Regions from separate parts of the Homo sapiens genome. Here region 1 is linked to region 2. The links are chromatin contacts, found by Hi-C in ENCODE. All regions are on one chromosome and are shown on one strand. Each heading gives the region's core, a stretch centred on a gene start or an enhancer-like site at or near the end of the contact. The rest is flanking DNA. Distances are from core to core; before and after follow the strand shown. Region 1 holds the start of TBC1D2B (TBC1 domain family member 2B). Region 2 has its middle 11 kb from the start of MIR6881.

Region 1 (5,873 bases), core at 656-3,155, 3.7 Mb after region 2:
ACTGGCAAAAGCTGAGTCAGCAAAGCTCTAAGAACATCTCCAGGGAGCAGCTCCAGCTGTTAGCAGCTCTGGGGGTCTGAGGAACAGTCCTCAGCTCACAAGGCCAGGAGTTTGCCTAGTCTGCTCTCCGTGTGGCCAGCTTTGAGAGCACTTTCATACATCCCAGCCCAACCCTGTTGCTCTGGAGAAAGCCCAACCTGGAATACGGAAGAGGAGTGAGAGTGAGGGTGGAGACTCACAGAAACCAGGCAGGGAGCAAAGCCTGGAAAAAGGATACCCAGCTCCAGGCCTGGGCCCAGATCCCTCCAGATGCTCAAAGCAGGTGGGCCCCTAGGAGGTGACAGTCTAGTCCCCCAGAACTCCCAAGGACAGGGGAGGCCTTTCAGCACCAGGACTCCTGACTCTACTCTCCTGCTTCTACACTGTATCTCTCATTTTGTCTGTCCACTGGAGGATTAAGGGAGCCTCAAAGGAGCAAGGCATAACTGGCTGAAAAGACCCCCTCCCACCCATCCTGGACAAAGCAAGGAGGAAGAACACAGGATCTGCCACCTACTGGCTGTGTGACCTTAGCTGGAGCATCCCCGTCCACTCTGGAGGAAAATGTAGTGGACTGTCTCTAAGGGCCCTGCCATCTGACTCTTTCTGTCTACAGTGCTAAATGCACTCTGGCTCACGCCTGGCATCCCAGCACTTTGGGAAGCTGGATGGGGAGGATGGTTTCGGCCCAGGAGTTCGAGACTAGCCTGGGCAACATAGTGAGACCCCCGTTTCTTTAAAAAAAAAAAAAAATTTAATTAGCCAGGCGTGGTGGCCCGCACCTGTGGTCCCAGCTACTTGGGAGGCTGAGGTGGGAGGATCTCTTGAGCCCAGGCATGGAGGCTGCAGTGAGCCGAGATCGCACCCCTGCACTCCAGCCTGGACAACAGAACAAGATCCTGTCTCAAAAAGAATAAATAAACAAATAAATAAAAGCACTGACATTTACTGAGCAGTTTAAAGTATAATTCATTTAATCCCAACACCCCATGAGGTAGATACTACTGTTATCCCATTTTACAGAGGAGGCCGCTGCAGCCCAGAGCGGTTCACTGAGGTACCAAGGCCATAGGCAAAGTTCTAAAGGAGGCCCCAGGGGTAGAAGCCTACGCTCACGGATGCCTGGGAAGGCTGCACAGGACATCCACGGGATGGTGGGGGTCGGGAGACACCAGAGACTGGCCCGAGGTTAGGCGCAGAGGGAGATAATGGGTCAAGGTGTCTGAGAAAGGAGACGGGGCTTGGTAGCCCCAGCGAGACTGGCCTAAGCCCAGATAGTGGGGAGGAGATAGGAACGAGGGCGGGATGTGGAGAAGCAGGGAAAGGCAGGCCGACGTGGGCAGGGGCGAGGAGGCCTTGGAGGAAGGAGGGTGGATGGCGCAAGCCAGTGGCGGAGGCAGGGGACGCCGGCGGAAGCGCGCGGGCGGCTTTGGGGCGAGCGGTCCCACCTTGAGCACCGTGACGGCTCCCGCGCTGTGCACCTGGAAGTGCGCGGGCGGCTCCGTGCCCGGCTCCGCCGCCTCGTCGGGGCCCTGGTAGCTGAAGCAGGCGTCCGCGATGTCCAAGTGGCCGAGGGGCAGCGCGTCCTGCGGACTCTTGAAATAGTAAAGGTAGCAGCGGCGCGCGTCGAACACGAACCAGCGGCTGCGGTAGCCACGCAGGGGGCCCTTGCCCGACAGCTTCTGCAGATAGCCACACAGCCGCGCTGGCTCCCGCGCCGGACCCGCCCCGGGCTCCGCGGCCGCCCCCTGCGCCGCGCCCTCGCCGCCGCCGCCGCCCTCCTCCGCCCGGGCTCCGGCCCCCGGCATCGCTACCGCGCGCCAACCGTAGGCGCCCGCGCCCTGCGCCTCCGCGCCGCGGCCGCTGCGCCCCCTACCCCCTCCGCACCGCCCCTTCGCTCCGCACGGCCCGCGGGCGCGCAAAGCACCCTGGGACTTGTAGTCTCGCCCCCGCCCGCCCGCCGGCCGTTGCCCCCTCAGCCCCCGGAGGCAGGGTCCTGCGACCAGCACCCCGCGGGTCAGTTGCCTTCGTGCCACCTGGGCTCCAAGTCCTCGCCCTGCCGGATGAAGCAATGGTCTATTTCTTTATGGCAGTGTAGGTACATGGGAGTGTGCATCTCTCAAAACCCAGCGGAGTGTCCGCTTAAAACTGCATTTCACACTGTGTATCTTATTCTAAAAACTTGATATTTAAATCTCCCTCCTGCCAGAGTCTCAAGCTAATATTGTAAAAATGAGACAGCCTATTGCCTGGTGCTGAGTGGGTGCTCAGTAAATATTTGCAGAATTCATGAAAGCCAAAGCGTTTCCTGCCTCTCCAGACCTCAGTTCATTTATTGAATTCAACATATATTTATTGAGCGCCTTCTGAATGCCGGGTACGGTTCTGTATGCCAGGCCCTGGCGGATACAGCAGTGAACAAACCAATCATTCTCCTGCCCTCGTGGAGGTTATATTCTAGTAAGGCAGGGAGGTGACACACAAGAAAGCAGATAAAAGTAATGTGTGCTATGTTGTATAAATGCCGTGATGACATGTAAATGATTACCGCTTAAAATAGCACCTAGTATTTATCAGTGCTTTATAGACTAACTTATTTGAACACTCACAACCTGAGAAGGCAAATCTATTGCTTTGTAATAAAGCAAAGAGAAAGAATGAATAAGACCAAGTATTTGCTAGCACAACAGGGTGACTACAGTCAAAAATAATATAATTGTACGTTTAAAAATAACCAAAAGAGTATAATACAGACGCGGTGGTTCACGCCTGTAATCCCAGCAGTTTGGGAGGCCGAGGTGGGTGGATCACCTGAGGTCGGGAGTTCGAGACCAGCCTGACCAACATGAAGAAACCCTGTCTCTACTAAAAATACAAAATTAGCTGGGCGTGGTGGTGCATGCCTGTAATCCCAGCTACTCGGGAGGCTGAAGCAAGAGAATCTCTTGAACCCCGGAGGTGGAGGTTGCAGTGAGCCGAGGTTGCGCCATTGCACTCCAGCCTGGGCAACAAGAGCAAAACTCTGTCTAAAAAGAAAAAAAAAAGTATAATAGGATTGTTTGTAACACAAAGGATAAATGCTTGAGGTGATGGATACCTTACTTACCCTGATTTGATTATTATGCATTGCATGCCTGTATTAAAATATCTCATGTAACCCATAAATATATACACCTACTATGTTCCCACAAGAATAAAAAATAAGTAAAAAGCAAAGTGAGAGGATGAAGTGATGGGGGGCAGATAGCAGGCTGCTGCCCCAGGACAGGCAAGGAGGCTGGTCTGATCCTGTGACATGGAGCACAAACCCAGATGATGGGAGGGACAGGGGCAACCAGAAATGTGGGTGAAGCATTCCAGGGAGAGGGAATAGTGAGTACAAGAGCTCACTTTATTCAAAGGAAAAAGGAAGTGTATAGCTACATAGCTACATTTGTGAAAGCCCAAACCAAATATCTCACCCTCATAGATTTGCATGTTTTATACAGACACACTGAAAGACCCAGGTGGAAAACTGACCTTTCTGAGCTGGACAGGGACACAAATTAGACTGCCTGTTTGGAGCCACCCAGGTAGGAAGGGCAGGTTCTGGGTCCTCACCCAGCCTGCCGACTCTCTGCAGGCCCTAAAGTGGCACCACGCAAGCATTCCTTTCCTGGGGCCCATCAGAGGTGTGGCTGACCTCTCCACCTGTCTTTGAGCACAATCAGCACAGTGTTAAGGACTGGGCTCTGACTTCACACTGACCAGATGTGTCTCCTAGCTCTGCCACTTACCAGAGGCATGACCTTGGGCAAGTGATTTAACCTCTCTGGGCCTCAGTCTCTTCATTTATAAAACAGGGTTGATAAATACAAGTAGCTATCTCGTGCTGTTGTTATTGAAAGGGTTACGTGAGAAATGCATATGAAAGTGCTTAGCACGGTGCCTCACACATAGTAAGCACTCAGCACATATCAGCTGTTATTATTATCATCTTGCAGTTAACACCGATGTCTTCCTCATCAGTCAGCAGATTCGGAGAGGGGGAATCCAACAGTCAGACCGGGCCCAGACAAGGGAGGCCAGACACTGCGGTGCTGCGGGAGTGGAGTGGGCTGCTCTCGGGAGCAAGGGGTCCCAAGTTCAATTTGGGCCTCACCATGTATGTAAAAGGGGCTGTGACTAATTGGCTTGTGGGGTAGGCAGTCAGGGTGAGGTCTGACCTTGAAATACTGTGGGAAAGGGAAGAGCTGGGAGAACCCGGTCTGTATTGCCATGGTACAGGGAGGCAACAGGACAGGGGAGGGTGTAGCCCATCTCTCCTAGATCTATCAGTAAGTTATAAGGAAGTGGGGGTGGCCATGACCTGTGGTCCCAGTGGACAGGACCAAGCCCCATGAGGTGTCTCACGGGGGCCGATGTCTGCTAGGCCCGAGGAAGGCATCCTTCACAGGCACAAGCCACGAGCCCCCCTCCTGGACTAAGAGTCTGGGCTGGCTGGCCAGGGCTAGGCAGATGGGACGGGACAGGGGTGCTGTTTTAAGCGGTAATCATCTACATGTCATCACGGCATTTATACAACATAGCACACATTACTTTTATCTGCTTTCTTGTGTGTCACCTCCCTGCCTTACTAGAATATAATCTCCACGAGGGTAGGAGAATGATTGGTTTGTTCACTGCTGTATCCGCCAGGGCCTGGCATGCAGAACCGTACCTGCTGTCTGTGCCCCTCAGTGGGCAAGCTGGACTTCAGCCTGACTCCCCTACACCTGAGCCTCCAATCCTTCCCTGGTCACCCAGCACAGATGAGCTGGGGCCATTTTAAAATGCTTGCAGGGCTGAGTGTGGTGGCTCACGCCTGTAATCCCAGCACTTTGGGAGGCCAAGGAGGGCAGATCACAAGGTCAGGAGTTTGAGACCTGCCTGGGCAACATGGTGAAAACCAATCTCTACTAAAAATACAAAAATGAGCCAGGCACGGTGGCACGTGCCTGTAATCCCAGCTACTCAGGAGGCCGAGGCAGGAGAATCGCTTGAGTCTGGGAGGAGGAGGTTGCAGTGAACCAAGATCGTGCCACTGCACTCCAGCCTGGGTAACAGAGCAAGGCTCTGTCTCAAAATAATAATAATAATAAAAATAAATAAAATGCTTGTAAGCCACTGCCCTCTTCCTTCTGGAGGCCACACCTGACATCATATCAAACATATTAAAATGCTCTACATCCCGTAGTAAACATATACATAATTTTTGCTATGAAAATGTTTTCAGGAATATCCATAATTGTGCTCTTGATATTATCTAATTATGAGTTTTCATTTTCATTTTTAATTGGCTGATTTCTTGGCAATCATCGTGTCTGTGTGGGAATTTTGGCCAAGTGAGAGAAACCTAACCTAGAAATTGTTCTCAAATGTAATGACCTTTTTTTTTTTTTTTTTTTTGGAGATGGGTCTCATTGTGTCACCCAGGCTGGAGTGCGGTGACGCTACCTCAACTCACTGCAACCTCCCCCTCCTGGGCTCAGGCAATCCTCCCACCTCAGCCTCCTGAGTAGCTGGAACCACAGGTGTGCGCAGCACCACGCTCAGCTAATTTTTGTATTTTTTGTAGAGATAGGTCTCTGCTATGTTGCCCAGGCTGGTCTCAAACTCCTGGTCTCAAGTGATCCTCCCACCTTGGCCTCCCAGAGTGCTGGGATTAAGGCATGAGCCAAGGTGCCCAGCTCTGTTATGACATTTTTATGATGACTATAAAGGTGACATGTTACATTTGTAGACATTTAATTAGATGTTCATTAATTCTAATTTTGCTGTTTTTCTTGGGTTTTAGAGCCAATACATTTTTCTTA
Region 2 (6,084 bases), core at 2,002-4,501:
GAGCATTTCAACTTAGTCCCATAGCACATGAGCTCACTAAGCAAACATTACCTATGTCTAGATTTGGGGCCAGTCACTACCCACTGGAGGCTGTGGGCTCCAAGGTATGGCAGCAGGGGAGGCCAGCCAGGCTCTGCCCAGCTTGCCCCTCCTTGTGAGGACGGACCCAGCCAGGCCTCCCGCATCCGCCCTTAGACTGGGGGACCCTGGGTGGGGGTAGAAAGGGGGACTGAAAGTGGTGTCTGGAGTTAAGCCCATCTCCTCATCCCCCACCATGGGGATCAAGATGGGGGCTAAGAGTCACCCCACCACCACCCCAACCCACTCTGAACGCAAAACAGAAGGGGACAAGCAAAACAGAACTGAAACTGGGCAAAGGAGAAACAGGTCTGGGCCCGCCCCAGGGACCTCTGTATCTCACCCCTTACCCATACACATCCTGACCAGGGCCTCTCCCCCAGCCTGGGAAAACCTTTCAAGCTTGGCCCTCTCTCACCTGGGCTCTCTCAGCCTCCTGCCCTCCCCCATCTTCCCTGCTCCCAGCCTCATGCTGCCCCAGGCCTCACCCCATCAGAGCTAAAAGGACCCCAGGCTGGGCATCTGTAGATCAGGGATCTGGTCTCCCTCTGCCACTACCTTTTGGGATGACCTTTGGGAAGTCATTCCCTTCTCTGAGCCACAGTTTCCTCATCTGGCCTGGGCTGTGGGCATAGAATCTGCAGGTGAGGGCTCTAATGGGTGAGTTTCAGGCCAGGCTGAGACTTTTCACATTATAACACTGAGGCACCCAGCACCTTGACTACCACTCATCCTGGGGACTTGGGAAGGGACAGAGGCTGGGATTGGACAGTAACAGCCAAGACCTTCCCAGGGCACAAACGCTGCCTCCCTGAAGCCTGCCCTGACTGTCCATGCAGGTCACTCCCATCACTTCACCTCCTCCTTCCCTCCACTCAGCACCAGCCACCACTGGGTCACATCTATGTCCCTTTGGCTCTGCAAGAGCAGCCTGGACCCCTGCATCCCCTACCCCAGCACAGGCCTGACACCAAGCAGGGGCTCAACAAAATATGTGTTGAAGGCCAGGCACAGTGACTCATGTCTGAAATCTCAGCACTTTGGGAGGCCAAGGCCAACAGATCTCTTGAGTTCAGGAGTTCGAGACCAGCCTCGGTAATGTGGTGAAACCTCATCTCCACAAAAGATACACAAAATTATCTGGGTGTGGTGGCATGCACCTGCAGTCCCAGCTGCGCGGGAGGCTGATGTGGGAGGATTGCTTGAGACCAGGAGACGGAGATTGCAGTGAGCCAAAATTGCACCACTGTATTCCAGCCTGGGTGACAGAGCAAGACCCTGTCTCAATGTCTCTCTCTCTCTCTCTCTCTGTGTGTGTGTGTGTGTGTGTGTGTGTGTGTGTTGAAAGAATAAAGGCAGAGAAAATAACAAGTGTTGGTGAGACTGTGGCAAGATTAGAGCCCTCACACTCTGATGGCGGGGATGTAAAATGGTATCACCTCTGTGGAAAGCAGTTTGTCAGTTGCCCAAAACGTTGAACACAGAGTTACCATGGGATTCTGCAGTCCCACTCCCAGGTAAATAGATGTTCCAAAGAGTTGAAAACATCTGATCACACAAAAACTTGTACACAAATATTCATACAGCGTTATTCTGGATATTATTATAACAGCCGAAAAGTGGGAACAATGTCCATGTCCATCAACTGAGGCACAGATAAGCAACATGGCCTAGCCACACAATGAGCTCTCATTCAGCAGTGAGAAGATGGGGCGTCCTGGTTCAGGCTACCACATGATAACCCCTGAAAACAGTATGCTAAGTGAAAGAAGTCAGACACAAAAGGTGACATGTACAATTCCATTTATATGAAATGCCTAGAAGCTGGATGCAGTGGCTCACGCCTGTAGTCCCAACTATTTGGGAGGCCCAGGCAGGAGGATTACTTGAGCCCAGGAGTTTGAATCCAGCCTGGAAAACATAGCGCGACCTCATCTCTGAATAAATTATTTAATTTAATTTTTTAAAAAATGTCCAGAAGAGACAAATGCATAGAGACAGAAAGTACATTAGTTGGGGGACAAGGAAAGGGGAAGTAACTGCTAACAGGCACGAGGTTTCTTGGGGGTGATGGAATGTTCCAGAGTTAGCTAGAGGTAGGTGTCATAGAGCATTATGAATATACTCAAAACCACTGCAATGTGCATTTTGAAATGGCAAAATTTGTGTTATATGAACCTTTACTCAATAAATACATAAATAAATAAATAATAAATAAATAAATAAATAAATAAATAAATAAAAAGGCAACAACAGCCACCCCAGGGACAGGTTTGGAAAGCCAAACTTGTCTGACTGGCTGGGTGGCTTGTCTATTTGTGTGTTTCTTAAAACAGCATCCTACAGGAGAACTATTCTTTGCTCAGGGAAACCCCCACCCCCTCACTCCACTCCTACCTCGAGACAAGGCCTCTGAGGAGCAGATGGGAGGAGAGGGGCTCTGGGGAAACATAGGGGGCATTGCAGTGGGGTGCTGCCCTCTCCTTGGGCAGGTGCCCCCATGATGAGCAGACTCAAGGTCCAGCTACAGTCCCAGCTCTGGTACAGGTCCTGTCCCTTTCCTCAGTTTCCCCATCTGCAGTCTGCCTCCCGGGGTCTTTCTGAGGTCAGTATGTAGCATGACAGAGCCTGAGAACTGCCAAACTGCCATGTTCTCTCAGAGACCCCTTTTTGGCATGCATTCCAGATGTGGGACCAGAGGTTGGGAAGTTCTTCCTTTGGTCTGACCACAGTATTCCACTTGGAGACAGCAGTGGGAAGAGGCCTTCCACTGAGTCACCCTGACTCAACTTTCATCAGCTTCAGGCCCCCCGTGGGGGTCCTTCCCCCACCGGATGCTCACTTTGCTGTAATGGGGCAGGATGTGGGTTCCCTGCTGTGGGAGAGCAGCCCCCACAGCAGCTGCTCCCTAAGATGGTTCTGGCAGGAACCAATGAGAGGAGAAAGCTGATCCTCAACCCCTGCAGGGGCCCTGCAGCCCAAGCAGAGGGCCTCTCAGCCCACCTCGGTCCCAAGTAGGACAGATTGACAGGTGACCTCCCTGTCTCAGAGCCTCAGGGTGTCTTGGAACAAGTGATCCCATCATCTTCCTCTGAGGTCCAAGACTCGGGTGCTAATGGACTCTGTGTAGGGAACCCTGGTCACTGGGGCAGACTCTGTCCCAGACCTGATCTTTGCCATTTTGCCAGAGTGGCCCACCTGACTGCTTCTCTCTGCTGTGTGTATCACTTGTATTAACCGCGAACCCAGCAAAGAGAGCAGGAGCTTGGGCCGGGCACAGTGGCTCACACATGTAATCCCAGCATTCTGGGAGGCTGAAGCAGGTGGATGACTTGAGGTCAGGAGTTTGAGACAAGCCTGGTCAACATGGTGAAACCCCGTATCTACTAAAAATTAAAAAAAAAAAAAAATTAACCAGGCGTGGTGTAATCCCAGCTACTCAAGAGGCTGAGGCAAGAGAATCACTCGAACTCGGGAGGCAGAGGTTGCAGTGAGTCAAGATCGTGCCACCGCACTCCAGCCTAGGCAACAGAACAAGATCCTATCTCAAAAAAAAAAAAAAAAAGTAAAAGTAGAACCCCTGTTTCTTGAGGACAAAGATTAGATGCATCTTTTTGTTGTGAAATTTTGGTAAACTACTTACTCTTTCTCAGCCTCAGTTCTTTGAACTATGAAATGGAGACAATAGTAATAGTATCAACCTCAAAGGGCTGGTGAGAAAACTAACCAAGACAATTCACACAAAGTTTCAGAACAGTCCCGGGCAGGTGCGTGACTTACGCATTTGGCTTTTGTTCACCACTATTACTACTTGCTTATTGAAGCTGAGCCAGGTGGCTGAGCAATGTCCCTTTCTGGCAAGGAGGGTGGAGGCAAGTGTCACATTTCAGAAAGATCCCTGGGCTCCTGTTGAATCTGTCCCCACACCAAAACATGCCCGTGGGGGCTCTAGCTCCTGCCCCAGCAGCGAAAGGGGCTCCTCCTTCTCTGGTGCCCAGTCCTAGCTCACCTGCTCTTCACAAGCCTCCTCCCAGCACAGCCTGCACCACACAGGTGCTCAGTAAGGGGGTTGCTCTGAACAGGGAGCAGGCCCACATGCTGAGAGTGGTGGAGGCGTGCAGGCTCTGATGACCACCTGAACCCAGACTCCAGGGCAGGACAGGTCCTTACAGACCGTAAGGGCTTCCTGCCTACCCTCTTCCCATGCAGTTACCTCAACCCTGGGACACCAGGAAGGTTGAGCATTCCAGGAAAGCCCCGACCCACCCAGGAAACCCAAGTACCTGGTGGGGCCTCATCTGGCCCATTGTCCTGAAAGGACAGGAATAAAGGCTCTCTCCTCATGGCCACACACCCTAGGGACGTCCAGCCTCCAGCTTTCTGTGGGTGGGGCAAATGACTGAGGAGGCTTCCCTCCCTGCAGGCGCCTCCCTCTGGGGCCTCCTGTGGTCCAGTCGTCCCTGGTCCCCAGCTCTCAGGTGGGTCATAGGGCATCTCAGCAGGACCACCAGGAAGAGCATCAGGAGGGGAAGGAGCCAGAGAGCCCTCCAGGCCAGTGCACTGCTAACTCAACATCTCATCTTCCTATCTCGTCCCTTCTGCTCACCTCCGGAGACTCCCCCTCCCCTCTCATGCTCTTCACTGGCAGGTTATGATGGCCCAGAGATCCCCACCAGAGTCCCAGATATCAGTGGGGATCCCAGCCTATTCCTCCAAGCTCCCAGTTGCCAGTGACAGGGAGGCAGAAACAGCCTGGAAATTAACTGTGGGTTCTCCCTGAGCCTGTGGATACATGGAAAGAGAGCTTCACCACCACCCCCTTCTCTGAATATACATACAGGATCTGAGGAGGGAGGATTCTGTGTGGATGCATGTGTGCACAGATGTGCATGTTTGTACGTGTGTATGGGTGAGCAGGTCATACGTGTGGTCCCATGTGCCCACCTGTTGTATATATGCATGCTTGTTTTGTGTAAGTGAGCATAAGAGGTCAAGCCAGAGAGAGAAATAGGAACAAGGAGAGACAGAGAGAGAGAGAATAGAAACAGAGACCAACAGGGAAACAGAATGAGACTGAGACAGAGAACAACAGAAGGCCAGACAGGTAGACAAGCCACAGTTCCATCTTCCCTGGTGCTGGCTGCCAAGGCAGACAACTCTCCTCTCACTTCATTGATGTTCTGCCTGTGTTTATACCCATGATTGGGGTGGAGTTCAGGAAAGGATGTATCAGGGCTAGGACGCCCCCACCTCCACACTCACAGGGCCAGTCAGGGCCCTCTGCAGGGGCTGCCATTTCCTCAAGCTGAGGAATGGGCTTGGATCCCTCGGATGCCTTCCAGGGTGCAGGGGCGCTCCCAGTGACTGGGCTCTTGTGGTGGCTGGGGAGGGGGAGCTCCTCTGACAGGCCCCATGCTGGGGGAAACGTCCTGAGACTGACCTATCACGGGCTGACATGCACACCAAGGAGGTCTCACATCTGCTGGGAAATGAGGGGCTGGTGGAGGTGAGAAAACCTCAAGTTCTAATGCCTTCCCAACACCTTCACCTCACCTGAGAAGCTTCTAGATTCCACCCACCCCTGTTTCCTTGGGGGAGGGTGTTGTGTGGAGGTGGGAAGAGGCAGGAGTCCAGGTTCTAGGCCAGGCTCTGAAGGGGCAGGTAGCTCAGAGCAAGAGGCTGGCCTTGCACCTGCTCTGCCTAATGGGACAGTAATGCCCACGATGGCATTCCGCCTCTGAGGGCTGTGGTGAGGCTGTGGAGAGATGTCAGGGACAAGAAAAGGCCTTGGAAACCAGCTGTGGGAAGAACAGCCCATGAGCTCAGCATTTCCCCTGGCTTCCCCGAAAGCCGGCCCCCAGGAGAGGAAGGTGACTGTGACTTCTGCCGCCACCACTTCCTGCAGCTGGGACCCTGCTCACTCAGAATGTGGAACCGTCATGGGCCAGCAGTGTCACCTGCACACTCACTCCTGCCACCAGGAAACCCTTCTGCAGGGCAGGTCCC

What was found. Hi-C counts contacts between places; a loop is a spot of excess contacts on that map. Pooled maps may share reads with other maps.
Region 1: a map with no recorded cell type shows a loop between it and region 2 (11-fold over the local background). The contact joins the promoter of TBC1D2B here to the enhancer-like site in region 2. A Hi-C loop is called at or near these places in 2 of 37 single-sample maps with no recorded cell type and 2 of 50 pooled maps.

The regions. Positions count from the first base shown.
Region 1 is chr15:78,075,806-78,081,678 of GRCh38, forward strand. It overlaps TBC1D2B (TBC1 domain family member 2B), which reads right to left and starts at 1,906. Exons shown (of 13, transcript NM_144572.2): 1 at 1,488-1,906. The coding sequence starts at 1,847. RefSeq lists silencers at 1,382-1,581, 1,782-1,991, 2,142-2,191.
Region 2 is chr15:74,397,165-74,403,248 of GRCh38, forward strand. No RefSeq gene overlaps it. Among named protein-coding and RNA genes, the nearest start is that of MIR6881, 11 kb to the right of the region's middle. RefSeq lists enhancers at 1-537, 1-557, 2,509-3,009, 2,768-2,997, 4,278-4,778 and 5 more and a silencer at 5,803-6,012. Within about 2 kb of position 3,252, at least 8 of the 41 ENCODE cell types and tissues checked have a DNase peak (open chromatin) inside an H3K27ac peak, as active enhancers do.